2 separate regions of the Homo sapiens genome follow, and region 1 is linked to region 2. The links are chromatin loops, found by intact Hi-C in ENCODE. Cell type or tissue: dorsolateral prefrontal cortex. All regions are shown on one strand. Links, peaks and the distances in the headings refer to the core of each region. The heading gives the core; the rest is flanking DNA.

Region 1 (16,247 bases), core at 3,745-11,744, 67 kb after region 2:
GGAAACCTGAGGTCATTTCAGGATAGCATGGCTAGTTGGGTCAGAAGGGATTCTAGCCTGTCCCATTTCTGCTGAAAGAGTGAAGTTGGTCTTTATTTCACTTGTCTTATATACCTATGCTTAAAAATAAAATAAGGAAACCAGAAGCCAATATTTGACTTTAGTATAAATCCCTTAGGGAACCATTCACTCATTCAGTCATTTCAACACGATCAAGTTCTGAAGCATCTCATGTAGTGGAAAACAAACTGGTACCAGACACTGGGGACATAATGATGAAAAGACTTGGCCCCTGTGTTAGTTTGAGCTTCTATAACAAAGTACCATAGAATGGGTGGCCTATAAACAACAAGAAATTTATTTTTCACAGTTCTGAAGGCTGGAAGTCTGAGATCAGGGTGCCAAGACGGTCCCCTTCTGGTGAAGGCCCTCTTCCAGGTTGCAGACTGCCATCTTTTTGTTGTATTCTCATGTAGCAGAAAGAGCATGGAGACCTCTATAGGGTTCCTTTTATAAGGCTGATCCCATTCAGGAGAGCTCCACCTACATGACCTATTTATGCCCCAAAGACCCCACCTCCTAATACCATCACTTTGGGGGTTAGGATTTCAATATATGAATTTTTTTGGGGAGAGGGCACAAACCTTCAGTTTATAACAGTCCCTACCCTGTAACAGGAATACATTTGCAATGTGGTAAGTGCCTATTGTAGAATGACTTCTGGTCAAGTTTTTTCTAAGGGGTTACTAATTTATTAGTAATTTATTAAAAGTAATGGCAAAAACCACAATTACTTCTGCACCAACCTAAATATTTATGTATTTTGACCAATTTCAGCAGTCTTTCCACCAGCTCCTTGACAAAGGCATGAAACAACTGATTGACTTGGTGTTGTGGACAGATCCACCTCTTGTTTGCCCATCCTGATCAGGACTATAAACTTTCAGGGTCAGCTGGGGCCTTTTCTCTCACAGAATGAAAGCAGCTGAGAGGAGGCTGACTTGGCTGTGTAATCTCTGTCCCACACCTTGAAAATTCCAATGTAGGGGTGTTAGAGGAGAAAAGATTAGAGGTGTTCTGAATGGGAGAGATTTAATGTCTCTGTGACTGGGACTCAGACTTCACAGAGATCCCCATTCCCCTCCTCCATGCACACACTCATAAACTCCTCACTGGTCCTCTAACTTCAAGGCTGTTGTTAACACTGAGCTGCAGGGTAGAATGGAGTGGGCTTATCTCCTATTGATTCATTTCTTTCTAATTGCTTGAGGAGGTAGAGTTTGGTTATCAAAACTTTATTTTTGTCAAGTTTTGCTCATCAGTTCAGTGTTCTCTCATCAGATTTTTAGGACATCAGCATATTGTTTCTTTCAAACAAGGGTATTAATGGTATATAAGAAAATCCCCCAAACATAGACTGATACCTTTTCTTTCCGCACCTCCAAGGTAAGATCATTACCAAAAGAGTTTTAAAGAAATGTCTTAGCTCTTGTTAAAAGAGACTACAGAGGCTGAGGCAGGTGGATCATGAGGTCAGTAGTTCAAGACCCAGCCTGGCCAAAATGGTGAAACCCTGTCTCTACTAAAGATACGAAAATTAGCTGGGCGTGGTGGTGGGAACCTGTAATCCCAGCTACTCGGGAGGCTGAGAAAGAGAATTGCTTGAACCCGGGAGGCTGAAGTTGCAGTGAGCTGGGATTGTTCCACTGCATTCCAGCCTAGGCGACAGAGGGAGACTCTCAAAAAAAAGAAAAAAGACTACAACACAACTCCATTACAACAGTAATGAGAGACTATCGCGGAATGTACACCTTTATTAGAGTCCTTATTTCTCAATATTTTAGTAATCTATTTACCTTTTTCTCTATAGACTCTAAGTATCATGAGGCTAGAGACTATGTCCTCTATCTGTGTATTCCCAGTACCTGGCACAGTGCCTAGCCCATGATAGTTGGGCTCAGTAAATATTTGGTGAGCCAATATATGTTCGGTGAAGGAGTGGATATTTAAAAAAATTATCTAGTTATAATGGAATTTCACTGTATAATTTTTGTTTGATGTCCAATTTCAAAGAAGTCATTTTTTTGTCTGAAAGAGCTGATAATGTCATTTTAAAAATCTTTTGATTAAATAAAATGTACCAGCATTTTCTTTCAAATATATCAGCTTATTATTCTGTAGCTCAGTTATCTCTCTCTAGGTATTGAGGAGATGTGAACTCTAAGGGACAAAAGCTCTACATAATTTGAAGGTATTATACTCAAGGCAAAGTTTCTTTTCAGGTAAAAATTACACTGCAGTTTTTCAATCAAGTGAAAGTTAACATTAACATTCACAGGAGAGTTTTTGTGCCCATCACACATCTTTTACTTCCATGACATTAAAAAAATTAAATAGATAGTGCTCCCTCTCAATGAATAATCCAGAAAAAGAAGTAATGAGGCATACATGAAAACCAGTTAATACAACCATGATCTTCTCAACATAATGGTCTGAGGTGATTTATTTGTGTTGACAGTGTTTACTCAACTATAACCTACTTATAAACAGAGTAGTGAGTCATCACTACCAATGATGAGCTTACTTAGGGAATTTTATTTTATTTAAATGGCCAGTACTTACTATATTTTGAGATGGTTGCTCAGAAGAGTGGGAAGAATTTGTTCACTGTAAAAGAATAAATTTTTCAGATAATTATAAGGGAAAAATAAAGTTAATTGAATTATATAGTTGGTATTTAATGTCATAGATGAATTTTTATGTGTAAGCAATCATTATATATGAAAGTTAGTCCCTAGCAATAAAATTGTACTCATGTAAAATTTTTTCCTTGGTTTAAATATAGTCTTTCCTTTCCATTTGAGATATTCAGAGGCTATACTTCATAAACATCAATATCTTTCCAAAGTGATTGGTCATTTTCTTCTCTAGGCTCAGCAGAAAATTAGGAAATACGTAACTCATTCAATAACTAAGGATAAAAACTTCCATGCATTTTAGACTTATTTCTTGGCTATTATGTCTGCATCTCTTATCTAATGGATGGATATCCCAGAAATGAGTTGCCTCCACTCTGGCTTGGTCAATTATACTTAGATGGAGAAGAGTTGAAGGGAAGGGTGGGAACCCTAGCTCTGTTCTGTTTTCCCCTCTGAACTACAAAGGATCCTATTAATATCTATAGCTATTGAGCTAACATGTAAAGTCTTGCCTACTATTTCTTTTTCAGGGCATGGTAGATACTACTGAGATAAAAATAATTTTCTAAGAAACCAGGATTTTAATAAAAATGTAAATTATTTTAACATTAGTACTGAAGTTCAGGTTAATAAGTATGGCAGTGATTGATAAAAATCTTATGTACTGGCAAAAACGTTAGAGGTGGAAAAAGTTTTCAACCTGTCTGAGAGACATAAATGTATTATTACTTGAAAATCATTTCATTAAAGGTAAATATTTGTTTTACCCTCTAGATTCATACTTAATATAAAGTCAAAGTTGAAAATAAGGTAATTAGTCTTAGTGAAATTTTTGTCTCTGCTCCCAGAAAGGTCAACTAAATTTTCCCAGATGTTACAATTAATTTTCATTATTGCTTTTAGCTTATCTTTATTTCTAGTTCCCCATTTTTTTTTCTTATCTTTTCCTGTTCTATCAGAACGAATTCTATTTCTCACATTAGGACCAAGGAAGGATTGGAATTACTTACAATGGAAAAGTTTTACTTGAACTTCATTCTCTCTTCCTCCTTTTGTTTGGACATCTCCACTTTGTGCTTGTTTAAAACCTTTCTCAGGCTATTTTTACTGTTATTTTTTACACTGAGCTGTTTGGAAAAATGAAGTGTCAGCCCTGAGTTACATATTACCCTTGTGGCCTTCAAACTCTCGTACAGTAGTCTTTGATGTCCTCATTTCCAAGCTTAGTTTGCAGCCACTTTCCCATTGTAAGTGTACTTTAATTACACTTTCAAATCAGGGTCCTGGAAAGCTGAGGTAATTTGCAGGGAGCTTAATGAGGAACTGTCTACCAGAGTTTAGGGAAATCTGAAATGTTTCAGTAACCCTAGGACTAGTAACAGCTGGTTATTGCTCTAGGCCTGAAAGAGTGTGATAAACCATCTCTAGGATTCCCACCACCCAGTGAGTGTGGTGTTCATGCCCTTGGGTACTTCCTCCCTCTTGAGTGTAGGCTGAACATAGTCATATGCTTCTAATAAACAGAACACGCTAAAAGTAATAGGATGTCACTTCTGAGATTAGATTACAAAACAACAATGGCTTCTGTCTGGTTGTCTTGCTTGCTCTGAGGGAACCCAGCTGCCAAGATTGGAGCTGCTTTATATCAAGGCCTTCATGAGAAGAAACTGAGGGATGCTTCAGTCCAACAATCTGTGAGGAAATGAATCCTGTCAACACCATATGAGTGAGTTGGAAGTGGATCTTCCCTCAGTTGAGCCAGGTGAAAATACAGCTCCAGGTAATACCCTGATTACAGTTTTTCGAGAGACCTTGAGGAAGAAGCACCCAGGAACTTTGAGATAATAAAAGATTTCTGTTTTAAGCTGCAGTTCTTGGGGGTCACTTGTTATGTAGCAATAGATGGCTAATTCAAGGAGTTGGGGAGGAAGCAGTTACTGGAGTCAGAGATGGCTGTGTGGCGGTCTCCTGCTAAGAGCTGTGGCTTTCATTCAAGGGTCACATTCAGTGTGCAGGAAGTTGGGGGAATAAATACCCTGTCTTTCTTCCCTGTCCTGCTGCAGTTGTCTATTTGCTGGACCCAGTCAGAAAACAGGAGGCAAAAGAGCCCTTTGGTGAGGTCAAATAGCCAGCCTCCTGTGGCTCAGAGCAGGACAGAGAAAGGGGGAATAGATCTGGAAGATATGTAACATAGGGAAAGAAATGAATCCATTTGTACTTACCATTCAATCTAAGAAACCTTTGTTATAAATACAGTTGAAATCCTCTCTACCCGTCCCTGAACATGTTCTTTTCCCTTTACCCACAGATAGTCGGGATCTTTATCCTGGGGTTATTATTCCCATTCAGTTTTAAATTTTTACCTGTTTTGGCCAGGTGCAGTGGCTCACACCTGTAATCCCAGCACTTTGGGAGGCTGCGGTGGGTGGATCACCTGAGGTCAAGAGTTAGAGACCAGCCTGGCCAACATGGTGAAACTCTGTTTCTACTAAAAATACAAAAATTAGCTGGGTGTGGTGGTGGGTGCCTGTAATTCCAGCTACTCGGGAGGCTGAGGCAGGAGAAATGCTTGAACCCAGGAGGCAGGGGTTGCAGTGAGCTGAGATGGTGCCATTGCACTCCAGCCTGGGCAACAAGAGCGAGACTCCCTCCCAAAAAAAATTTGCTTTATTTGTTTATTTAATTTTCATGATCAGAATGGCCTATAGTGTCCCGGGCATGTGTTAGAATAGTGTTTTATCCTTTGATTCATTTATCCTGTTAGTTTTCCAGATAAGATTACTGGGTCTGTGTGCACCAAGGGGATGCTCCTCAAATTATGCTGGCTAAATTGAGGAATCATACAGTTCTGTTGTTTCATCTATAGCAGAGATCAACATACTTACTGAAAAGGACCAAAAAGTAAATATGTTAAGCTTTGTGGGCTACAAGGTCTTTATCTGTCACCCTATTCACCTCCACCATTGCAGTAGAAAGCAACCCTAGACAATGTGTAGGTGAATTGGTGTGGCTGTTTTTCAATAAAACTTTACAAACTCAAGTGGCAGGCTAGATTTGGCCCATGAATTGTTTCTCTGCTCTATAGCAGCCCTGAGAAAATGACCATGGGACTAGCCATCCTGGTGGCACACATGCCTCTGGGAAGAGAGAATTTTCAGCATAAAATCCCAAAAGGTTCATAGCAGCTGAAAAAAGCAGGTCTGCTTAGGGGCTCCTTTAAGAACAGGCAATGTTGAGAAGAGGGAGGTATATCAGAACCTTGAGGAGAAGCTGAGCACTGGCAGAGAGGAGGAAGTACAAGGGGCAGAAGCTGTAGTGCTGACTGATGCTCAGTCAGAGTCAAAGTGGGTGATTTGGGGAGGGTAACAACATGGCCAGCAACAACTCCAACGGATAGGAGAGGTGCAGCGGAGTTCGTGGTGGCTTGAGTGATGTCTCAGCAACATATTCTGGAACACAGTGGCATTGAGCACACTGGGCTGTGGTCCATCCAGACCTGAGTGATTCTGGGACCTCAGGCAACAACCTGCTGTAATGCAGGAGTTTAAGACACTGCTGAGCAGACTTCCAGAGAGCCCTGTGGGAAAAACCTGGGAAGGTGTATGCATTTGTATGCATGTGTGTGCATGAGGATGAGGTGGGAGAAAAGAGGAGAATCAGTAGGGTATTTTTTGCTATCAGATTGCTGGTCTGATCATTGTTGAGACAACTCCTGTACCCACAGGGATGGGTAAGGGCATGGCATGAGGTCCTGGGTTGCATGACAATTATATAAGCAGCAGGTTGATTTTTCTTTACATCCACTTCCCAACATTCACCTACCCTGAGATGTCAATTTGTTTCTGTCTTGTCTTTTTTTTAAATTTGTGATTCAAGAAGAATTCTATGAAACAGAAATTCTAGAATATGTTCTGAAATAAAGGGATGTCACAATCAAAGTTTTCTAAGCAAAGACACTTCCCTTCAAAAGAACTCAATTGCTGACTATAAGATGCTGAATTATTTTAGGTTGGTAGCTGAAGCCATATCTTGCAGTTTTTCTATTGAAGGAAGTGCTTTGTTTAGAAAAATGACTTGGTAAGCAGTTGGGAGTAGATTGGCTGGATTGAAAAAGAAGAAGGAATCAAATAAATAGTCAATCTGATATGCATTGAAAGTAAATACTGTATAGTTTGAGAGAGGAGAAAAGCCAAGAAGAGTAGAGAAGAGAGGGAAGGGAGTAAGAAGGAGAGAGATTAGGCAATCTGTCAGTACTCTGGAATAAATGGACAATGGTGGCCAATCAGAGGTTTCTGGTGGAGAGGAGGAGAGGATTTTTAAGAATGGAGATATCTAATCTTCGGTTCTAAGGTGTTTGAATTGCTATGACGTAATGCTCCTTGCCTCTCCAAGCCCTTGGGAAAGTCTGATATTTTTATGAAAACTTGTTTGGTGCTCTTGTGGGAAATAAAGAGCAGTTAAGGATATGTGGTAAACTTCACATTTACCCTACAGCTGATGCCAAGAAGAAGAGGAATGTCATGTGAAAAGGAACAGGAGTTCAGGAGTTCCAGATGAAAACAAGATATAAAATGAATGGCAGTCCTTAGGGAAATTGAGGGTGGCCCAGATAAGAATGAAGTTGGCTCTGGGCCCCTTTTGATAGAATAAACCAGAGGGTGGTGAATATGTGACACACGGGTCATGTTCCTCTTATGGATTCATGAGGATTGTTCAAAAACTCTGAGAAGTCTGGAGTTAAAACAGCAATGACAACAGTGAAAACCTTAATTCTGTTTAATCTAGCATTTTCCAAACTTATTTTACCATGTATCTCTTTTTTAAAACTTAGTAACACTGAGTGTTCTTAGGAATATTCTTTGCCTTTAAACTATTAATATTTTTATAGTTGTGATCAAACCCTTCATTTATAAATAATCTCTAAGATACACTTTAGTAGAGGGTTTTGAAATGTGCTAATTCTTTTGAATGCCAGCTCTAAGAAGCCGAGACTTTAGAATTGAAAGGCAACATGAGGATCTTCTTATAGGGCACAGGCAGGGCTTGGCATGGATTAGGTATGGACGGTGGAGAAAGAACAGAATCAGATGATGCTCAGATTGCAGCCTGGAGCTACTGGGTGGATGGTGGAGCATTTCCAGGGAGAGGGAGCATGAGAAAGGGCAAGTCTGAGCAGGCATGGCCTTCAGGGGTCAGCTCTGACTTGGTTTTTTTTTGTTTTTTTTTTTTTTTTTTTTGAGACGGAGTCTCACTGTGTCGCCCAGGCTGGAGTGCAGTGGCGCGATCTCTGCTCACTGCAAGCTCCGCCTCCTGGGTTCACGCCATTCTCCTGCCTCAGCCTTCTGCCTTCTGAGTAGCTGGGACTACAGGCTCCTGCCACCACACCTGGCTAATTTTTTGTATTTTTAGTAGAGACGGGGTTTCACCGTGTTAGCCAGGATGGTCTCGATCTCCTGACCTCGTGATCCTCTTGCCTCGGCCTCCCAAAGTGCTGGGATTACAGGCTTGAGCCACCGCGCCCGGCCCTGACTTGGTTTTGAACGTGAGGCTTTGAGATGTCTGTAAGATCTCCATGTTGGGATATCAAGTAGTTACAAAGAATACATGAGTCTGAAACTAAGAGGAGAGAAATGAGCTGTTAATTTGGCAGGTAGGTACTCTTTGAGGCCTGCGAGAGGGTGAGTTTGCCTGGTGAGAGAGCTGAGAGAGAAAAATAGAAGAGGACTTAGTGTTGAACTGTAAGGGAATGTGACATTTAGAGATTGCATAGATGAAGAAGAACCAGCAAAGGAGTCCTTAAGATATCAGAAGACAAAGAAAATATGAGAAAACCCAAGAGAAGAGGGTGTATCAAGAAGGAACGAGGGCCACTGGGACAAGAGCTGCTGAGAAGTCAAATGAAAAGGACGAAAAGATAAATGATATTATCTAGTTTTGTGCTAAATTAAGCAGTGTGGCAAATGCTTGAATAAATGTGATTCTCATAAAAATCGTGGGAAGAAGTCATTATTTTATGGACAAGGAAACATACTCAGACAAATGAAGAAATTCAAACTGAAGCCTCTAGGCTATCCTGCCTTCCAAAAATTCCTATTTCAATGCCAGTGTTTGCATTTCGTATGGCTGATTAGCAAGTCCTGATAATTCACATTGTAGAGAATAATGATTCTTAACTTTACATTTTTAGCTTACTATGGCTACATTTTGACTTTAGTATTTTCTGATGGAGGGTGGGACGGGATAAGATACTTCCTACAAATATTTTTGGAAGAAGACCAATGAAATTGTAACTGTTGTTAAAAGGAGGCTATAAAATTTAAACACAGGCAACTCCATCCTTCATTAACACAGAAAAATTATGGTATGTCATAATTCATTCTGAAGTTTATTACCACAAATATTGAATAGAGTATGTTATGACATTATATTGACATCCTACTTCCACCGATAACCCAGGTGCTAGAAAATTTATGCAATGCTGACAGTTAAGCCACAACTCTTGGTATAATTCTCAGAAAATGTTGAAAACGGAAAAAAGCAACTTGATGTAGTTGAATATTTGAGCGAGGAGGAGCTCTTTCACATAGCCACAGTATTCTAGAGTGTTTAAAATCTGAGTTAAAAAATGAGTGTGATCTCTAAATATTTTCCTTAGGATGTGCTAAGATATTGCAGTATAGATAGTTCTAGGATGGCCAGGTTGACTAGTGTCAGGTGCAACTTCTCAGTTTTGTTGTAGGTGGGCTGTAAAGTAAACTATCACCAGCTAGTTATTCCGGTGGATGCAGCACCATTTGAGTCTACCGTGAATTGTTCAGTTATTTCTCAGATGAGTATATTTGGCTGCTAGACAGTGGATTTTTATAGAATCATTTAAGATCCTACTACCCAGCAGGCTGAATACCAGGCTATCATTTTTTTTAAATAACAAAAACCTTTTGTGAAAATTCCAGGGAAGGAATACAGACAAAATGAAATCCTAGCTCTATAGCTGCTATACTAGGATCAATTGTTTTAAAATAGCACAAACTGGCACATAGTGGAAGCTCAATAAATGCAGTACTAATGCTGCAGATATTAGGGAGGGCATTAAGTTACATTTTAGGTGATCATTCATCTTCCACCTTCCTACAAAAATCTCCTGATTTGAGCCATGCTGCTTATAGCTCCAAGATGCTACTGTGCCATTCTGGGGAAAGTTGTGTAGTGTAGTGTTGGGAGCAAGAATTCTGGAGCCAGACTGCCTGGGCTTAAATCCCTAGTCCTTCTAGTATAGCTGTGTGACTTTAGGCAAGTTGCTTCATCTTTCTGTGTCTCAGTTTCTTCATCTGTAAAATGAGGATGATGAAAATAATAGTTTCTATCTCATAGGGTTGTTAGAGGTGTTATGCTTGGCATCTAATAAATAAAGCCCTGAGAAACATACAGTTGGTATGCACAATCAGTAGCTTGGAGTTCATTTATCTCAATGCCAATATCTATACCTTCACTCTGCTCCCAGAACTCACTTTCATGCTCACACCTTGGATCTGGTCACCACTAGGAACTAGGAACTCATCTATTTCTGAACTACTGCTTTTTGTCTTTAACAGTTGTCTCACTTTCTAAGTTTCATCCTCTTTGGTCTTTGAATTTGTGAAGACTTCTAGTTCCTTGACATTTCCCTTTGCCTTCTGAGTAACATACATCAGCTAGATTAATTTCCTTCCCTTTTCCACCTACATCTTTTAAGCTTCTCTTGCTAGCACCTTCAACTCTCTTGCCCATTTGCCATGCGATGCCCAAACCCGGATCAATTCATCTCTCCTTTTATTCTTGGAAACCCAGAGCATTGTGGATTAATGTCATTAGAAAAAGGTAGGATCTCTAATCCTAAGTAGACCCTCAAAACCACCCAGTGATCCTCCAAAGTGCCTTTGTTGAACTTCCTTTGCTATCTCCTATGCCAAGTTGTTCCAACTTTTATGACTTTCCTAATGTCTCTTACCCTAGACCTTTCTTCTCACCAGACCTAGGAGGAATAAACACTGTTCACTTAACACTGATTTTTTTTTAGAATAGTCTTCAACTGCACCTGTTTTTCTTTTCGTCTCTTTTTCTTAGAGTCCAATGTTCTGCTGACATTGCAGTCCTGTCTGCTCTTACTGCCTTTGACACTTCAATTCTGCAGTGACCTTCTTTAAGTCTCATATTTTGAACTTCTTCCTCTCCCCTGGTGTAATGCTTAAGTTTCATTTATCTTCAGAACAAAACCTCATGGCTCCTGGGTCCTCTCTAGCCTTATGTTTCTTTATGAGGCAAGGCTGAATTGTCTTCACTCCTTCATCTGTTATTTCTATCTTAGCTTCCTGCAATCTGACTTCTCTCCTGTTCTACCCGGGATCATCTGCTTGGTGAGTCTATTGGAATCTTATGTTTTCATCTTACTTGACCTCTTCACTGCACTGCTAGAGACTTCCTTCTCAAAACTCCCTTTTTGTGCCTTCTTCCTCATTTACGATTTTCTTCTTGTTTTCTGGCTGCTCATTTAAAAACTCCTCTGTGGACTCTTATTTCTCTTCCTGCTTCTTAAATGATGGTGCTCAAAAGAGTTAGATTCTCAGCCTCTCTTCTGACTCACAAGCTCTATATAATGTATTGCACTTTCAAATTCAACCCATAAATCAAAGACTCCCAATTTATACCTCTAGCTTCATACCCAAATTAATTATGTAATTCTCCAACCCCAAACTCAAGCTTATCCTTAGTGGTGAATTCAAAGCTCATTGGGATCTTATCTCTGCTTACCTTTCAGCCTGATCCCTTGCCACATCTTTATTGTAGCCACATCAAACTGCTCCCCAATTCTCCAAATGCAATAGGCTATTTCGCTGCTTTGAATGCCTTTCCACTCTTTTTATCTAGAAAGCTCCCACTTGTCTGATGGGATTTGAGTCAGTTGTCGCCTACTTTGTGAAACTCTCTCTGACCCCTCTCCTGTTTTCAGATCAATTTTGTAATGCTTCCGTTTTGCAGTATCCAGTTCATATGTATCTTTATATGTCCATTTGATTGCATGGTTAGCATTGATGTGTCTGTGTGCTTTGAGAAAGCATGAGAAACTTGAGGCAGGAATTTAACTTGTGATTATTTTCATCCTGTGGTCAAATCTATCTTTCTAGCCCCAGCACACGGCACGAAGCCTGGTGCAGGGTAAGGAAACAAAGATGTTTTCATCATTGCACATGTTATCTCCTGCATCTACTCTGGCCGATCATGGTTCTTCACTACCTTGAGGACACTGGCTACAGCACTTCCAGTGAACCATAGGGGAATTTAAGCATAAAGGGTTTTAAACTTATCTAGGCCAAGATAATAATTTTATATACCTTTAAGGAAATATGTGTATATTTGTAATTAGCTATGAAAATATAAGTCCTAGTCCAGGCACCATGATATTGAAATAAATAAAAAAAGGATTGATTACCAGAATGAAGGTTAAACTGCTAAAGAGAAACAGGCAGCAAGTCTAATGACAACTTCAACATATACGGCTTCAACTTTGTCTTCTGATTTTAAGTGGTTTCTGTGGAATTTTTTTGTTTGATGTTGACACTTGGAGGGAGACAGTGTGCTTTTTCCTGGTGTGGGTAGGGGTCTGAGCATGTGCAGGTTGCTGACTTCCATAAGGGGCTCAAGGTGCAGGCATTGGGCTAGCCATGCCTATGGCGTTAGTGCATGGCCCAGTGCTTTGCACACACTTCATGCTCAACAGGCATGTGCTAAATGAATACATAAGTGAATAAGAGAACATGTTGGTGGTACCTCATGGAAAAGTGAGGGGAAAAGTATAGTAACAGGATGAAGCCCATGTGTCATAAAAGTTTGGTCTAAGTGTGGTCTTTGGCTTGGGTCAGCTTCTTGGTATCTGAGAACATTTTCCGCCTTGACACAGAGCTCTTGAGACAGCACAACTTGCTGATGACCTCTGGGCTTGTCTTCTTCTAGAGCACAGCTTTTCTTGTCTGTACTCAGGTATAGGTTTATAAAACTCATTGACCACCTGTTGTTTTATCATCTCAAGTTCTACAATTCCTCAGACAGCTCTGTTACTCCCCTCTCACCTTTCCCTGGCCCATTTCCTTTAGAGAACAGGAATCTCAACTAAATTGAAAGAGATCTTACCTAAAACAAATATGTCAAATGCACTGAGCAAAACACAAAGGAAAATTTATTAAGCTTCTAAGATGATGTTATTAACAGTAAAAGTAAAGAAAACAAACATTTGAAATAAGATAGTTGGATTCAAGGTTTAATTTTTGTTTAAATAATCTGTTTTTTATTAGATTTAAAAATGTAATCTTTACTCCAATATGTCAAAAGAGCCAGGTATTATATTACTACAGAGTTTTTCTTCCAGAAGACCTTATAAGAGAAATACAAAAACATAGGAAGAAATACTTAGTAATTGAATAATTCTAGACTCTGTTAAGTGACAAGCAAATTTATTAACCCTGGTAATTTACATGGAAATCAGAGAAACAGTCAACCTAACATTGCATTTTGCTATTTTTTAAGACAGAAATGATTAAACATGTAAATTCAAATTTAAATTATTCATAACTACTGTAGCTGCAGTATTAGCTTCAAGCATTATTAAAAGTAAATGTTTTGCTAATTTGATAAATCATATATCAAATATATGATAAATCAAAGTGTTTTAAATTTTTAATATGATTTTTAGATCTCCTAAACCCCCTGCCCTGCATCACAACCAAATATCCTAACTTTGTTACACGGCCTCTATCTAAGCTCCTGAATTTCTTATAGCACAATGGGGACTGGACTCTCCCTCAGTAAATCTCTCTTTGTGAAGAAATTTTCCATGAGGGAAATAAGTCCAAAAACAAGATTAATGCTATGCTGTCCATCATGTTCTGTATTTTAGCATACCTGCTTTTCCAGTTTCTAAATTCAGAATATAGGTTTTTGTTCTACTTACAACCCCAAGCAGCTTAGGAAAAAAGAAATTCAACTTTATGTAATAATTCTACCTTGGAACTATAGTGTCTGGTTGCCACAGATGCATGGGTAGAGTGTATTCATCCTTGTTTGTGAGTAAAAGCTAGTCTGTGCATCTAACTTAGGAGATAAAAGATATTTGATATTCTAAAATCTTTTCCTTTTTGTTTTTTTGAGATGGGGTCTCACTCTGTTGCCCAGGCTGGAGTGCAGTGGCTTGATCACAGCTCACCACAGTCTTGACTTCCTGGGCTCAGGTGATCCTCCCACCTCAGCCTCCCAAGTAGCTGGGACTACAGGTGCATACCATCACACCTGGCACATTTTTGTATTTTTTGTAGAGACATGGACTCACCATGTTGTCAAGGCTGGTCTTTTCCTTTTTGAAACCACCAAAGCTTTGTCTTTTGTCTATCATGAATAAAGTCATAACTCAATTCACATCAATCTCTAATCAGCACACAAGAAGATTGATTTTGGGTACCACATCATTAGGAGATCTTAGCACATCAAGGTGATATTAACATTAACTCAGCCTTGAGAATTGGAGTATGCACAACATAAATGATCATTTTGCTAAGTTCAACAAAACTGTAAATGTTCAAACTGCCTAAGGGTTGAATTTAGTCGTAGACTTTTGGAGATGGATCAGTTAAACAATCTTTAAGTTGGAAACAGAAGTGTCAATCTGGGCAGAGTATACTGATTTGCCTATGAAAGATGGACATTAGCTATTGCAAAGTTATTAACCTACCCTCTCTACTTGTACTGTTCAGGCTGACCTAACCCCCACATTCATCTGAAATATTCAGGTAATGAGGTTAGAGTTGAAAAAACCTGAATTATGAGGACAATGACTTAGCTTTGTATTTCCATATACGGAACCTATGGTTTCACAGGTGAACAATTTACGTGATGGATTAGTGACAGCCTGGACCTTTGCTGAATTACCAGCCTGGGAGCCTCTGGTTTGTAAATGGTTTTATACTAGCTTGTGGAATGCATTTTGTGCTACTGTGGACTTGAAAGAATGAATATATTTTTCCAACAGGCTTGCTGGCTACCAGGAAGTAGACGAAATTGATCTTAAACAACAAAGGGATTAATCTAAAAGGTCAGAGATGAATTTATGTGTGGAATGTTCAGGAATAATAACAGGGAATAGTTTAGGGGAAAAGCACAATTCATTATTAAGGAGACATTAGCTTCCCAAGGAAGAGAACTATGATTTAAAGTAATAAAATACTAAATTAACTAGGAATATACAAGTTTACAATTTGTATTTTTACAAATTTTTACAAAATTTATAATTGGTGAATCAAGGAATGATATCTGAGATTTTCTTTTCTCAGCCACCAATGGCACACACACAGTCAAATAAAGCAATGTGGGAAAGCTCACACCAACATAGCAAGAAAAAAAAATCACATTCTTTGGGGTGACAAAATGTGCAACAGCTTTTGGCTAGCTGTTTCGATTTAACAGAATTTGGTGAAAGGAAGTTTGAGCTGCTAGGAAAATCTACTTTTCTTCTTGAAAAGCTGATTTTTTTTTCCCCATGAGAAATCTCAAAGTGAAAATTGCTGCTTTCACACTACTCTCTACAGAAATATTAATAAATGCCATTCTGTTAGGTATTAATTAAAACAGTACTTGTTCAATTCTATTTTATCACATATTGTGAAGAGTTGAGATAAAGCTCTCACGCTGTCTTTTTGGATCTGTTAATCTTTTTATTGTACATATAAAAGTATACAGACAAATTGGATTCTCTAGGGGTTGTTACATTCATTCATTCACTCAGTATTTATTTATCGAACAGTAGGTACTGGGAATATTATTTTGTGAGACAGTCTGTTTCCTTGGGAACTCATAGTTTAAAGAGGAAAAGCAGACATGGTAAACAGAAAATTGTAATACAGTGTTAGAGCTCTGCCTGAAGTAGGAACAAGGAAATTGGAAACGATGATCAGGGAAGGGAAACTTACATCTTCAGGGAGGTAGTGCTTCAGGGGAGGCTGAAGTGTTGAGAATCAAGCTAGACCTTTAAGGTTAAAAGATTTTGCTGGAAGAAAAAATGGTCTGGACATTCTAGGCAGAGTAAAACACTGGAAGCATAAAATGTCTGATGGGTTAAATGCTGTGACAGGCTGCCTTTCCCCATCTTGTGGAATTGCTTCTTGAAGGGTGCATAATTTAAAGAAACCTTTAAATTCTGGAATGGGCTTGGTTATGGAAGAAAGCAGCAAGATTTGTCTGATTATCAGGAGCCACCTGGGAGAGTAAATTTTCACTGGGCACAACAAGTAGGCATATAACAAATATTTGTTGCTTTGATGTTGTTGAATTTTATTTGTCCAAATAGAATGAAGAAACACAGCACAGGATGATGCCCAGGAAGTAAGGGCCAGGCATTCGTGGAGGGTTTGGGCCCTTAATAGTTTGTGAAAGAGATTATCAGGACCACATCTCTAAAAGAGAAGCAATTCAAACGCCAAACATCCTAGTGTTTACCAGCAGGAGATTTAGTTTGTACTGCAAGGGAGT
Region 2 (15,507 bases), core at 92-8,091:
CTGGTGCTTCAGCCTTCCAAGTAGCTGGGACTACAGGCATGCACTACCAAGCTGGGCTAAGTTTTTATATTTTAGTAGAGATGAGGTTTCATCGTATTGGTCAGGCTGCTCTCTAACTCCTGACCTCAGGTGATCGACCCACCTCGGCCTCCCAAAGTGCTGAGATTAGAGGCATAAGCCACTGCGCCCAGCCCCCAGTTCTATTGTTCCTTTCTTTATGTCCATGTGTTCCCAATGTTTAGTTCCCACTTATAAGTGAGAACATGTGGCATTTATTTTCTCTGGGGTATATAACTGGTAATGGGATTGCTGGGTCAAATAGTAAGTTTTGTTTTAAGTTCTTTGCTAAATCTCCAAACTGCTTTCCACAGTGGCTGAACTAATTTGCATTCCCATCAACAATGTGTAATTGTTCTCTTTTTTCTGCAGCCTTGCCAAGATCTGTAATTTTTTGGCTTTTTAATAATAAGGCCATTCTAGCTGGTATGAGATGGGTATCTCATTGTGGTTTTGATTTGCATTCTCGGGTGATTAGTATACATGAATTTGCTTCTGCCTTTGCCACCCCTGAGACAGCAAGACCAACAACCCCTTCTCTTCCTCTTCAGCCTACTCAGTGTGAAGATGATGTAAGTATATTTTTTACTTATAATTTTCTTAACATTTTCTTTTCTCTAGATTATCTTATTGTAAGAATACAGTATATAAATATATGCAGCATACAAAATATGTGTTAGTTGACTGTTTATGTTATAGGTAAGGCTTCCAGTCAACAGTAGCTATTAGTAGTTAAGTGGACTTTTGACTACATTCATGGCCAGCACCCCTCACCTCCACATTGTTCAAGTCAACTATATTTTTATTTTATGGATACTCTTAAATTATATATATAATTAGGTTTACTTTTTTGAGTTGGTTGCTAGGAAACTCAGAGTCAAAATTGTGGCCCATATCTAAAAAGGGTGCAAGATCTATGGCATGCATCTTGGATGAAAACTTTATCCCTGCATTATCTTTTCCCCATCCTCATTTTATGATTTTATCATAAATTCTTTGATACTTTTATTAGAGTTTTCCAGAGAACTCTAATAGATGTTTGTATCTATCTATCTGTCTATCTATCTATCTATCTATCTATCTATCTATATCTGTCATCTATTTATTTTAAAGAATTGGCTCATACAATTGTGGAGCCTTACAAGTCCAAAATCTGCAGGGTAGGCCAGCAGGCTGGAGAGCCAGGAAAGTGTTGGTGTTGCAGTTTGAGTGAGAAGACACTCTGCTGGCAGAATTCCCTCCTTTTTGGGGAAGTCAGTCTTTTCTATTAAAAATTCTAACTGGATGAGGCCCCTCGATAATATGGAGAATAATCTGCTTTACTCAAAGTCTCCTGATTAAAATATTAATCTCACATGAAAAACACCTTCACAGAAACATTTAAAATAAGTTTGATCAAATAACTGGATACTGTGGTCCAGTCCAGTTGATACGTAAAATTAATCATCATAGTATGTTATGCATTTTTTTTGAAACATGGTCTCACTCTGTCACCCAGTGCAGTGGCATGATCTCAGCTAACTGCAGCCTCCGCCTCCTGGGTTCAAGCAATTCTCCTGTCTCAGTCTCCCAAGTAGCTGGGATTACAGGTGTGCACCACCACGCCCAGCTAACTTTTGTATTGTTGTAGAGATAGGGTTTCGCCATGTTGGCCAGGCTGGTCTCGAACTCCTGACCTCAAGTGATCTACCTGCTTGGCCTCCCAAAGTGCTGGGATTACAGGCATGAATCACTGCACCCAGCTGTTATGCATTTTTATAACCCTCCTTGAAGTCTTTCTTGAAATAAAGCAGGGTATAGAACATACCTAAGGTAAAATGTGGTTTTCCTTTTTAGTAATTTATGAAATATGTGCTGTTATCTTTAGTTTATTTTAGCCCCAATATTGTATCATTTGAGATGGCCATTTCTTCATCACTCTGGCATTGAGGAGCTATATGTAGCTACGGTCTGCAAGCCAACCATCCTGGGCAAGTCAAACAGACACTTCTACTTAGGTCTTCCAGTGGATGTGCCTCTCTCTGGACATTTAAAAAAATCTGAATATTGCCTATGGAAGTAAGTAATAACTGAACACTTAAACTTCAATTCCGTACTTGTCGCAGTTTAAGACTCTTGATTGAAATTATTGGAAATACATCTCTAGTTCCTTAAGCAAGAAGGGAGTTTATTGGAAGCATTCAAAGTTAGGGTGGCATGTGCTTTTAGAAACTAAAGAGGCTGAAGATGGTGGCTCACACCTGTTATTCTAGCACTTTGGGAAGCCTAGGAGTTTGAGACCAGCCTAGGCAATATAGTGAGACCCTGTCTTTACAAAACCAGAAAAATTAGCTGGGTGTGGTGGCACGTGCCTGTAGTCCTAGCTACTTGGGAGGCTGGTGTGGGAGGATTGCTTGAGCCTGGGAGGTAGAGGCTGCAGTGAGCTGTGATCGTGCCACCACACTCCAGCCTGGTTGACAGAGCGAGCCCTGTCTCAAACAAACAAACAACAAACAAACAAACAAAAAGCCCAAATAACTAAAGAGAAACACATAATACACAAAAAGCTTAGAAGTGAATTACATACTGTGATTATAAAATTATTATTATCTCATAACAGATTATTAAGTATCTCATAGCCATCATTTTTCTTTATGTCTAACCTAATCCCTGCTGCTGAGATCCAAACAATTCTCTTTCTGCCTGATTATTAGCAGAAAGACAAACTTTTCAGTCAAGGGCAGAAAGCATATTTTGGTCAGGTGTCTACTACCAGGCTAAGAGGCTGTGGCCAGGACAGCAGGGTCTATAGTAGAAATGTAGCTTGTGGGGCCTGTCTGTGTTTGTGTATGTGTGGTGGGGTGTGGGGAAGAGGAGAGAGAGACAGAGGTGTGGGGAGAGAAAAGTAGTAAAGTAGGCTATTTCTCAGTAAACAGATGCTTGGGCCAGGTAGACACCATAAACCTTGTCTATTATGATTTTTCTTATATAATTGGTGGTTTCAAGCCTCTTAGAATAATAATAAAGAAGAAAGTCAGAATATTGAGGTATGGAGATATTCTTGAAAGATGTACTAGTCAATCTCTTCATCCAGCTACCTTAAAACCATTATTACTAAAAAGTTGTGTATACTTATTGTGAGAATAAAAGAGTAGCGACATACAATATGAAACATAAAACTCCTCCCATGTCAATATTGGCTCCCACACCACTAATCCCAGTGCCATTCACTAGAGGTTAAATGTTCAGTTTGGTAGGTAGCCATCAGATGTTCTTCTTTTTTTTTTTTGAGATGGAGTTTCGCTCTTGTTGCCCAGGCTGGAGTGCAATGGTGCGATCTGGGCTCACCGCAACCTCCACCTCCCAGGTTCAAGCGATTCTCCTGCCTCAGCCTCCAGAGTAGCTGGGATTACAGGCATGCGTCACCACACCCAGGTAATTTTTTTGTATTTTTAGTAGAGACGGGGTTTCTCCATGTTGGTCGGGCTGGTCTCGAAGTCCCGACCTCAGGTGATCTGCCCACCTTGGCCTCCCAAAGTGCTGTGATTACAGGCATGAGCCACTGCGCCTGGCCCAGGTGTTTTCTTCAAATATATAACTATCTTTATTCAAAAATATCTGTAACATATATGTAGTGCCAATCAGGAGGCTTTTAGCTAGAAGTGAGAGAACACTTGGTTCAAACTAGCTTAATTCATGAGGACATTTACTACTCTAGGAGCAGGAAGTCTGAAGGTAGGCTGTCTCCAGGCACAGTATAATCAAGGCTCTGGCTCAGCTTCTCTGTGATCTTTTTCCCCGACTCTGCCTTCCTATATATGTTGGCTGGTCTTCAGCTGGCTTCCTGCATGGTGGCCAGATGGATCTCAACAGCATGCTGGTCACATGCTTCTTTGTTCACATCCAGTTGCAGAGGGAGAAAATGCTCAATCATGGAATAATTTGATTGTACCAACTTAAATCTTGTGTTCACCTCTGGATCGATACCAGCTGTGGAACACTGCCACGTGTTGATTTTTTAAAGCTTGGATTCCTAAACCAAGGGGATTGGATTACCATGATCAACTTAGACTGATCAGAATCCATCCCTGGAGCTGGAATGGAGTCAATTTCCACTGAGCCACATGACTCGTGTGGGAAGATATTAATATATAACGGATTGTGAGGAAAGCAGAAATGTCGGCGTGTGAATAGATAACACGAATGTTAGTCTCCAGCCCCACTATAAGACCATAGTATACATGAGATTTGAATTTTTTTCAAGAAGGGAGTTATTTTTAAATTTTCGTGCTAAGAACTGAAGATTATAAATTGCAGATTTATAAGGAGTATGGTCACTAGGATGTTTACGAAAAGCAGATATAGACATTTTCGTAGAACCTAACTATAAACATTGGCCAGGGAAGGATAATATTTTAGGTTATCAGCAGTCAATTATATCACAGGGGCAGAGTCCCGAATAGAGACTATTTGGAGGTGTGGGGAGGTGATGCTGCCATTGAAGGGCAGCCTTTGAAGTCTCCCCACTGTCTCTTGCTGCTGCCTAGCTACTTTCAGCTGATCATTATTTATAATCCCTGCTCAATCACCTCCCTGGGTCTTGAAATGGTAGCATTTCAGGCAGTGGGTCATGGTCTGAATCTAGTCATCTTTTTATTATTTTAAGGTTACTGGTAATGTTGAAAAAATACTTCTAGCCTTTCCAAATATTGCTGGATACTAGAAATTTGAATTTCTGTAATTTCTATTAATGATATATAATTAAATCCAGATACTTCAGTATTGCACAGCTCAGTCATTAGCAAATGGATACAGTGCCAAAGCTGGTAGCTCTCCAAGTTGCAGGTGGTTCTCAATGGTATCCAGGGTGATATTTGGGCTATAGCCACAGGCAAAATGGCAAAGTAGAAGCGAAGCGAACTTGGGTCACATCCACTGTCTTTTTTGCATCATTCTTCCAGCAGTTGAAAGGAATAATAGAGTGATCCTCATATCAAAGACTTCTTTGATGGGTCTGACATGGAGGTGGGTAGATGATGGCATTATGGAAAGCAAGGGGTGGTGTACAAAGTGACATGTCCTCTAGAGGAGTGACTTTTATGTAAAGGAGAAGAAGCATTATAGAGTAAGAACTCTCCTGCACCATTCTTGACTCAGGGATATGGAGTGATGAGCAGTGCTTATCCAAGGGTTGCTAGAGAAGTGAAATCCTCAGTGCAGAGCCAGGAGAAGGAGGCAGAGCTCCGAGAAGCTGTTCCTGCTTGACTGCTCAAAGGGAAGGATGTCTCAATGAGGCCACGGCACACCCACTGCCGGGATGGAGGAAGAAGGTGTTAAGGATGGTCGCTGGTGGTCTGTCCACCACCAGAGACATACTCTCTGGATATTTGTTTTTGTCATCTCTACGGTGGAGGTGAAAATACTTACCCTGCAAGGCTGTTGTGAGGATCACGTATAATCATCCTCCTTGAACGCACCCTTTGTTTCAGAATTGCTGTTTTCCAACCTTGCATCATAATGTAAAAGTTTATTCTCTAAGTGAAGCTGATCTCATCTATCAAAAAAAAAAAATGATTCTTGCTTCTGCCTTTTCCCCTTATTGCCATTCTCCTTCTTCTGTACCTGTTTGCTTAAAGAAAAGGTCAGCGACTTGGCCACCCCATTCCTGAACTGTTGCCAACTGTTGGTATGTGCACAGCCTTGCTGAAAACTCCCAAGGCACCAATTGCTTTTTAAAACCTCAAAATCACTTAGTGACACTTATCAACAGCTAATATTAACGGATAGTGACGAATACCACAGATGTCTTCCCAGAACTGACAGCATAAAATCAGTGTAGCCTGGGCTAGGGAATGTTAAAAAATTATAGAAGTAAAGTGCATATTTTCCAACTTTTATCTTGTAATAAAACTTTCTATATTTTTAAGTGCTTAATTACCATTCCTTCCTCTTTAACAAAAAATAATATCTGGCCAGGCATGGTGGCTCACATCTGTAATCCCAGCACTTGGGGAGGCCGAGGTGGGTGGTTCACTTGTGGTCAGGAGTTTGAGATCAGCCTGGCCAACATGGTGAAACCCCATCTCTACTAAAAATACAAAAATTAGCTAGGCATGGTGGTGGGCGCCTGTAATCCCAGCTACTTGGAAGGCTAAGGCAGGAGAATCACTTGAATCCAGGAGGCGGGAGTTACAGTGACCAGAGATCACACCACTGCACTCCAGCCTGGGCGACAGAGCAAGACTGTCTCAAATAAATAAATACATAAATAAATAAATAAATAAAATCTAATGCAATGAGTTTCACTCTGAGGAAAAGAAAACATATCAAAAAAATCTCAACAACTTTAAGAAGTTTTCAAACTTAAAACTTCATTTATAAGGTGATCATAATGTTACTAAATAGGCCATAGAAAATACAATGTATTTATTTAGATTGTGTGGGCACCAATCATCAAACCACCATCTTTGATTATGAAGATCAGTGCTATAATCTCATCTAAGTTTACACAGTGGGCTTCTGAACACCACACTGGAGGAAGCAGAGAGAAGAGGTTGTGTTATATATTCACCCTGAGCACAACAAATACTCTTGGCCACTTTGGTTTCGGTTTTTAGTTGGAGTTAGGAAGTTTTGGGGGAACAGTTTTTGGCTGTTAAGAATCGAACTCCATGTCTAGATGCATAGCAGTAAATATTGTATTCTTAGAAGTTTTCCAGCTGAAATTTATGTTCAATGAATATTTACTGAGCATTTATTACATGCAAAGCTCTGTCTTATGGGCTGGAAATATGACTAGGATACAAATTTAGTTTTTAAGGAGCTTAGAATTTTTTGGTATGTATTTATGTGTGGGTGTGTAAAATGGCAAAAAAATCTTTTTAAATAGTTTAAGAAGTTAGTACCACAATTATTTCTAAGAGGCTGATGACTTCCTTTGGAGAGGAATTTTCTGATCTTCTTTTTGAGGAATATAAGCCTATATTCTCAGAGCCGAATGAGAGAAAGGGGTGGGGTTCTTGTTTATTCAGTATGTAGACTTTTACTTTGTTCCTCGGTTTTAATTTTACCTCAGTGCTGCCCTCAGCTGTGCCTGGAGCACAGGGCACCTCCAGTTCGGCCTCTCCAGAAGTAAACTTGTCTTCTGCCTATCTTGTGTTTGTTGGGAGGAGGTGACCTGGGACTCTACTACTATTGATGAAGAATCCGAAAAAGTCTTCTATTAGCCCTGTGCCACACCCTACCTATGAGGTAGACTTTGTCTCTTATTCCCCCAAATTCCTTGCCCATTTATTTACCATCTTCCAAAATTAATTAACATTTAACATCATTTCCTTTACTGAGCTTCTTATGATTTTGGGTTTATTAGTGTTCATTCCTTTACTTTTGTATTTCAGGCTTTTGGGAAGAAGCAGAGGTAATTTCTTTTGCACAAAAATGTGTGCAGGCCGGGAGCGGTGGCTCACACCTGTAATCCCAGCACTTTGGGAGGCCGAGGAGGGCAGATTACCTGAGGTCGGGAGTTCAAGACCAGCCTGACCAACATGGAGAAGCCCCATCTGTACTAAAAATACAAAATTAGCTGAGCATGGTGGTGCATGCCTGTAACCCCAGCTACTTGGGAGACTGAGGCAGGAGAATTGCTTGAACCTGGGAGGTGGAGGTTGTGGTGAGCTGAGATTGCGCCATTGCCCTCCAGCCTAGGCAATAAGAGTGATACTCTGTCTCAAAAAACAAAACAAAACAAAACAAAACAAAACAAAAAACAAAACAAAATGTGTACAATTACCTATGTTTGACTCTGTGAGATCTTTGGACACAGCACCTTGCCATCTTTGCAGCACTGTTCCCAGACCACTGCTTGTGTTGGTTGGAATGGTGCTTGGCATATCTCATCCATGCTATTTATTGACACAATTAGAAGTTTACTGTTCCATAGCAGCTGCCATATGACAAGTCTGAAGCACATTACATCACTCTCTGGGGGATCTTTGTGGTATTGTATAACATAGTGGACTTGGTACATTTGCTAAATCCTCTATTACACAAAGTACTATTCTAAGTGGGATATAAGATTGGAATCAGCATGCAATTAGCCTTAAAGGAGTCTGGACTCCAGGTATTCTACTGAGGGAGCTAAGAAACACTCATAAGGCCAGGCACAGTGGCTGACGCTTATAATCCCAGCACTTCGGCAGGCTGAGGTGGGCGGATCACAAGGTCAAGAGATCGAGACCATCCTGGCCAATATGGTGAAACCTTACTAAAAATACAAAAATTAGCTGGGTGTGGTGGCACGTGCCTGTGGTCCCAGCTACTTGGGAGTCTGAGGCAGGAGAATCTCTTGAACCCGGGAGGTGGAGGTTGCAGTGAGCCGAGATTGCACCACTGCACTCCAGCCTGGTGACACAGCGAGACTCCGTCTCAAAAAAAAAAAAAACAAACCCCAAAAACAAAAAAACACTCATAAGTCACTATAATACAACAAAGGAATCTCTCTCTTTTTTTTTTTTTTGTAGCCTGTGTATACCTGTCATCAATTATGCTATGTAGTTCAGCAATGAAATAGCAGACTTCTCTAAAAGTCTCAACTTGGGCTGTGTGGCCTGGGGCTTAAGAGCATGGACTCTGGAGCTAAGTGGCCAGTGCCAAATCCTGGATTTGAATCAAAAGCCTAGAATCTAAATTCTAGGAGCTGTGTGACTTCTGACAAATTGTTTTTTTTTTTTTTACTTTTTCAACTTTTATTTTAGAGTTGGGGGTACATGTGCAGGATTGTTACAGAGACATCCTGAGGTTTGGGGTACTAATGATCCTGTCACCAGGTAGTGAGTATAGTACCCAATAGGCAGTTTTCAGCCTTTGTCCCTATCCCTCTTTCCTCCTGCTAGTAATCTTCACTGTTTATTGTTCCCATCTTTGTATCCCTGTGTACCCAGTGTTTAGCTTCCACTTACAAGTGAGAATATGAGATATTTGGTTTTCTGTTTCTGTGATAGTTCACTTAGGATAATGGCCTTCAGCTGTATACATGTTGCTGCAAAGGACATGATTTTGTTCTTTTTTATGATGTATAGTATTCCATAGTACATATGTCAAATTTTCTTTATCCAGTCCACTGTTAATGGGCACCTGGGTTGATTCCATGTCTTTGCTATTGTGAATAGCGCTGCAAATGAACATAAGAGTGTCTGTATTCTTTTGGTAGAACAATTTATTTTCCTTTGGGTGTATACCCAGTAATGGGATTGCTGGGTCGAATGATAGTTCAATTCTTAGTTCTCTGAGAAATCTCCAATCTGCTCTCCACAGTGGCTGAACTAATTTACATCCCCACCAGCAATGTATAAATGTCCCCTTTTCTCCACAGCTCACCGACGTATGTTATTTTTTGACTTTTTTTTTTCTTTTTTTTGAGACGGAGTCTCACTCTGTCGCCCAGGCTGGAGTGCAGTGGGACGGTCTCGGCTTACTGCAAGCTCTGCCTCCCAGGTTCACACCATTCTCCTTCCTTAGCCTCCTGAGTAGCTGGGACTACAGGCACCCGCCACCACGCCCGGCTAATTTTTTGTATTTTTAGTGGAGACGGGGGTTTCACTGTGTTAGCCAGGATGGTCTCGATCTCCTGACCTCATGATCCACCTGCCTTGGCCTCCCAAAGTGCTGGGATTACAGGTGTGAGCCATCGCGCCCGGCCTATTTTTTGACTTTTTAACAAAAGCCATTCTGACTGGTGTGAGATGGCATCCCATTGTGGTTTTGAGTTGCATTTCTCTGACTATTAGTAATGCTGAAAATTTTTCACGTCTGTTGGCTGCTTGTATGTCTTCTTTTGAGAAGTGTCTGTTCATGCCCTTTGCCCACTTTTTTTTATTTTTTATTTTTGCATAAGTTATTGGGGTACAGGTGGTGTTTTGTTACATAAGTAAGTTGTTTAGTGGTGATTTGTGAGATTTTGGTGTACCCACCACCCAAGCAGTACACACTGCACCCTATTTGTAGTCTTTTATCCCTCACCCCCTCCCACCCTTCCCTCCAAGTCCCCAAAGTCCATTGTATTATTCTTATGCCTTTGTTTCCTCATAGCTTAGCTCCCACATATCAGTGAGAACATACAATGTTTGGTTTTCCATTCCTGAGTTACTTGGAATAACAGTCTCCAATCTCATCCAGGTTTCTGCAAATACCATTAATTCATTCCTTTTTATGGCTGAGTAGTATTCCATCATATATATATATATTCACATATATATATATTCACATATATATGTATATTCACATATATATATATTCACATATATATACAGTTTCTTTATCCACTCATTTTTTGATGGGCATTTGGGTTGGTTCCTCGATTTTGCAATTGCAAATTGTGCTGCTATAAACATGCATGTGAAAGTATCTTTTTCTATTAGTGACTTCTTTTCCTCTGGGTAGATACCCAGTAGTGGGATTGCTGGATCAAATGGTAGTTCTACTTTTAGTTCTTTAAGGAATCTCCACACTGTTTTCCATAGTGGTTGTACTGGTTTACTTTCCCACCAGCAGTGTAGAAGTGTTCCCTAATCACTACATCCATGCCAGCAGCTAGTGTTTTTTTATTTTTTGATTATGGCCATTCTTGCAGGAGTCAGGTGGTATCACATTGTGGTTTTGATTTGCATTTCTCTGATCATGATCATTAATGATGTTGAGCATTTTTTCATATGTTTTTTGGCCATTTGTATATCTTCTTTTGAGAATTGTTTATTCATGTCCTCAGACCACTTTTTGATGTGATTTTTTTTTCTTACTGATTTGTTTGAGGTCATTGTAGATTCTGGTTATTAGTCCTTCATCAGATATACAGATTGTGAAGATTTTCCCCCACTCTGTTGGTTGTTTGTTTACTCTGCTGACTGTTCCTTTTGCCATGCAAAAGCTCTTTAATTTAATTAAGTCCCAGCTATTTATCTTTGTTTTTATTGCATTTGCTTTTGGGTTCTTGGTTATGAAATCCTTGCCTAAGCCAATGTCTAGAAGGTTTTTTCCAATGTTATCTTCTAGAATTTTTATAGTTTCAGTTCTTAGGTTTAAATCCTTAATCCATCTTGAGTTGATTTTTGCATAAGGTGAGGGATGAGGATCCAGTTTTATTCTCCTACATGTGGCTAGCCAATTATCCCAGCACAATTTGTTGAAAAGGGTGTCCTTTCCTCACTTTATGTTATTGCTTGCTTTGTTGAAGATCAGTTGGCTGTAAGTATTTGGGCTTATCTTTGAGTTCTCTAGTCTATTCCATTGGACTATGTGCATATTTTTACACCAGTACCATGCTGTTTTGGTGACTATGGCCTTATAGTATAGTTTGAAATCAGGTAATGTGATGCCTCCAGATTTGTTCTTTTGCTTAGCCTTGCTTTGGCTATGCAGGCTCTTTTTTTGATTCCATTTGAATTTTAGAATTGTTTTTTCTTATTCTGTGAAGAATGATGGTGGTTTTTTTTAGGATTGTGTTGAATTTGTAGATTGCTTTTGGCAGTATGGTCTTTTTCACAATATTGATTCTACCCATCCATGAGCATGGGATGTGTTTTCATTTGTTTGAGTTGTCTATATTTCTTTCCGCAGTGTTTTGTAGTTTTCCTTGTAGAGGTCTCTTGCTTGCTTTGTTAGGTATATTCCTAAGTATTTTATTTTTTTTTGCAGCTATTGTAAAAGGGGTTGAGTTCTTGATTTGATTCTCAGCTTGGTCGCTGTTGGTGAAGAGCTACCAATTTCTGTATATTAATCTTGTATCCAGAAACTGTGCTGAATTCTTCTATCAGTTCTAGGAGCTTTCTGGAGGAGTCTTTAGAGTTTTTGAGATTTTGCAATTGCAAATTGTGCTGCTATAAACATGCATGTGCAAGTATCTTTTTCTATTAGTGACTTCTTTTCCTCTGGGTAGATACCCAGTAGTGGGATTGCTGGATCAAATGGTAGTTCTACTTTTAGTTCTTTAAGGAATCTCCACACTGTTTTCCATAGTGGTTGTACTAGTTTTCTTTCCCACCAGCAGTGTAGAAGTGTTCCCTGATCACCACATCCATACCACCATCATATTGTCATCAAACAGCAACAGTTTGGCTTCCTCTTTACTACTTTGGATGTCCTTAATTTCTTTCTCTCGTCTGATTGCTCTGGCTAGAACTTCCAGTGCTATGTTGACTGGTGAGAATGGGCATCTTTGTTTTGTTCCAGTTCTCAGAGGGAATGCTTTCAACTTTTCCTCATTCAGTATTATGTTGGCTGTGGGTTTGTCATAGATGGCTTTTATTATTTTGAGTTATGTTCCTTGTATGCCGATTTTGCTGAGAGTTTTAATCATAAAGAGATGCTGGATTTCACTGAATGCTTTTTTTGCATGTATTGAGATGATCATGTGATTTTTGTTTTTAATTCTGTTTATGTGGTGTATCACATTTACTGGCTTGCATATGTTAAACCATCCTTACATCCCTGGTATGAAACCCACTTGATCATGGTGGATTATCTTTTTGATATGTTGTTGGATTTGGTTAGCTACTATTTTGTCAAGGATTTTAGCATCTATGTTCATCAGGGATCTTGGTCTATAGTTTTCTTTTTTGGTTACGTCCCTTCCTGGTTTTGGTATTAGGGTGATACTGGCTTCATAGAATGATTTAGAATGATTCATACATGCTAAAATCCTAAATGCTCCAGACTTTTCTCTTTCTCTATCTTGTGGAATAGTGTCAATAGGATTGGTACAAATTCTTCTTTGAATGTCTGGTAGTATTCTGCTGTGAATCCATCTGGTTCTGGACATTTTTTTGGTTGGTAATTTTTAAATTACTCTTTCAATCTTGCTGCTTGTTATTGGTCTGTTCAGGGTATCTCATTCTTCCTGATTTAAGCTAGGTGGGTTGTGTTTTTCCAGGAATTTATCCATCTTTTCTAGGATTTCTAGTTTATGTGCATAAAGGTGTTTATAGTAGCCTTGAATGATCTTTTGCATTTCTGTGGTGTCAGTTGTAATAACTCCCGTTTCATTTCTTATCGAACTTGTTTAGATTTTCTCCCTTCTTTTCTTGGTTAATCTTGCTAATGGTCTATCAATTTTATTTATCTTTTCAAAGAACCAGCTTTTTTTTTTTCATTTATCTTTTGTATTTTTTTTGTTTCAATTTCATTTAATTCTGCTCTGATCCTGGTTATTTCCTTTCTTCTGCTGGGTTTGGGTTTGGTTTGTTCTTGTTTCTCTAGTTCCTTGGGGTGTGACCTTAGAATGTCAGTTTGTGTTTTTTCAGTCTTTTTGATGTAGGTGTTTAGGGCTATGAACTTTCCTCTTAGCAATGCCTTTGCTTTATCTCAGAAATTTTGATAGGTTTTATCACTATTGTTGTTCAGTTCAAATAATTTTTTAATTCCCATCTTGATTTTGTTTTTGACCCAGTGATCATTCAGGAGCAGGTTATTCAATTTCCCTGTGTTGGCATGGTTTTGAAGATTCCTTTTGGAGTTGATTTCCAGTTTTATTCCACTGTGGTCTGAGAGAGTGCTTGATATAACTTCAATTTTCTGAAATTTATTGAGGCTCATTTTGTGGCCTATCACATGGTCTACCTTGGAGAAAGTTCCATGAGCTGTTGAATAGAATGTGTATTTTGTAGTTGTAGGATGGAATGTTCTGTATAAATCTGTTAAGTCCATGTATTCCAAGGTATAGTTTAAAATCCATTGTTTCTGTTTTGACTTTCTATATTGATTACCTGTCTAGTGCTGTCAATGGAGTATTAAAGTCCCCCACTATTATTGTGTTGCTGTCTGTCTCATTTCTTAGGCATATTAGTAATTGTTTTATTAATTTGGGAACTCCAGTGTTAGTTAGGTGCATGTATGTTTAGGATTGTGATATTTTCCTGTTGGACAAGGAACCTTGTCCTTCCTTTACCATTATATAATGTCCCTCTTTTTAACTGCTTTTTAAAAAAATGTCTTTTTAAACTGCTGTTGCTTTAAAGTTTGTTTTGTCTGATATAAGAATAGCTACTTCTGCTCACTTTTGGTGTCAATTTGCGTGAAATGCCTTTTTCCACCCCTTTACTTTAAGTTTATGTGAGTCCTTATGTGTTAGGTGAGTCTCTTGAAAGCAGCAGATGGTTGGTTGGTGAATTCTTATCCATTCTGCAGTTCTGTATCTTTTAAGTGGAGCATTTAGGCCATTTGCGTTCAATGTTAATATTGAGATGTGAGGTACCATCGCGTTTATCATGCTATTTGTTGCCTGTATACCTTGGTGTTTCATTTTTTGCTTTTGATTTTTTTTGTTTGTTTGTTTGGAGACAGAGTCTTGCTCTGTTTCCCAGGCTGGAGTGCAGTGGCACAATCTTGGCTCACTGCAACCTCCACCTCCACCTTGGCGCAATCGTTTCTCCTGCCTCACCCTCCTGAGTAGTTGGGATTACAGGTGCCTGCCACCACACCTGGCTAATTTTTGTATTCTTTGGTAGAGATGGGGTTTTGCCATGTTGGACAGGATGGTTCTTAAACTCATGACATTAGGTGATCTGCCCATCTCTGCCTCCCAAAGTACTGGGATTACAGGCATGAGCCACTGTGCCTGGCCTGTTTTTACTTTGTAAATTGTATTTTTGTTTTATGGGTCCTGTGAGATTTATGCTTTAAAGAGGTTCTGTTCTGATGTGTTTCCAGGATTTGTTTCAATATTTAGAGCTCCTTTTAGCAGTTCTTGTAGTGGTGGCTTGGTAGTGGCGAATTCTGTCAGCATTTGTTTGTCTGAAAAAGACTGTACTTTCCATCATATGCGATGCTTAGTTTCAGTGGATAAAAAATTCTTGGCTGATAATTGTTTTGTTTGAGGAGGCTGAAGGTAGGGTCCCAATCCCTTTTAGCTTGTAGGGTTTCTGCTGAGAAATCTGCTGCTAATCTGGTAGGTTTTGCTTTATAGGTTACCTTGTTGCTTTTGTCTCACAGCTCTTAAGATTCTTTCCTTCGTCTTAAGTTTAGATAACCTGATGACAGTATGCCTAGGTGATGATTTTTGCAATAATTTCCCAGGTGTTCTTTGTGCTTCTTGTATTTGAATGTGTGGGCCTCTAGCAAGGCTGCGGAGGTTTTTCTCAATTATTTGCCCACATATGTTTTTCTAGCTTTTAGAATTCTCTTCTTTCTCAAGAACACTGATTATTCTTAGGTTTGGTAGTTTAACATAATCCAAGACTTCTTGGAGGCTTTGTTTATATTTTCTTATTCTTTTTCCTTTGTCTTTGTTCGATTGGGTTAATTCAAAGACCTTGTCTTCGAGCTCTGAATTTCTTTCTTCTACTTGTTCAATTCTGTTGCTGAGACTTTCCAGAGCATTTTGCATTTCTATAAGTGTGTCCAATGTTTCCTAAAGGTTTGATTGCTTTTTCTTTATGCTATCTATTTCCTTGAAGATTTCTCCCTTCACTTCTTGTATTGTTT

Evidence for each region. Peaks named below come from ENCODE experiments on the same cell type or tissue, not always from the same donor. Only the 100,000 strongest peaks of a DNase experiment are listed, where the experiment ranks them.
Region 1: a loop joins it to region 2, with 2.9 times the contacts of the local background. A loop is called at or near these places in 3 of 110 quality-filtered maps.

The regions. Positions count from the first base shown.
Region 1 is chr14:38,869,016-38,885,262 of GRCh38, reverse strand. The region is part of intron 2 of LINC00639 (long intergenic non-protein coding RNA 639); the gene reads left to right. LOC105370457 (a long non-coding RNA gene) reads right to left here and starts at 6,533. Exons shown (of 5, transcript NR_135256.1): 1 at 6,522-6,533; 2 at 2,623-2,667. In dorsolateral prefrontal cortex, for the core only: no CTCF peak of the experiment used is centred there; no DNase peak of the experiment used is centred there.
Region 2 is chr14:38,933,300-38,948,806 of GRCh38, reverse strand. No RefSeq gene overlaps it. Among named protein-coding and RNA genes, the nearest start is that of LINC00639, 24 kb to the right of the region's middle. In dorsolateral prefrontal cortex, for the core only: no CTCF peak of the experiment used is centred there; DNase peaks (open chromatin) are centred at 126, 1,239 and 3,876; H3K4me3 peaks cover 4,955 bases; H3K27ac peaks cover 7,561 bases.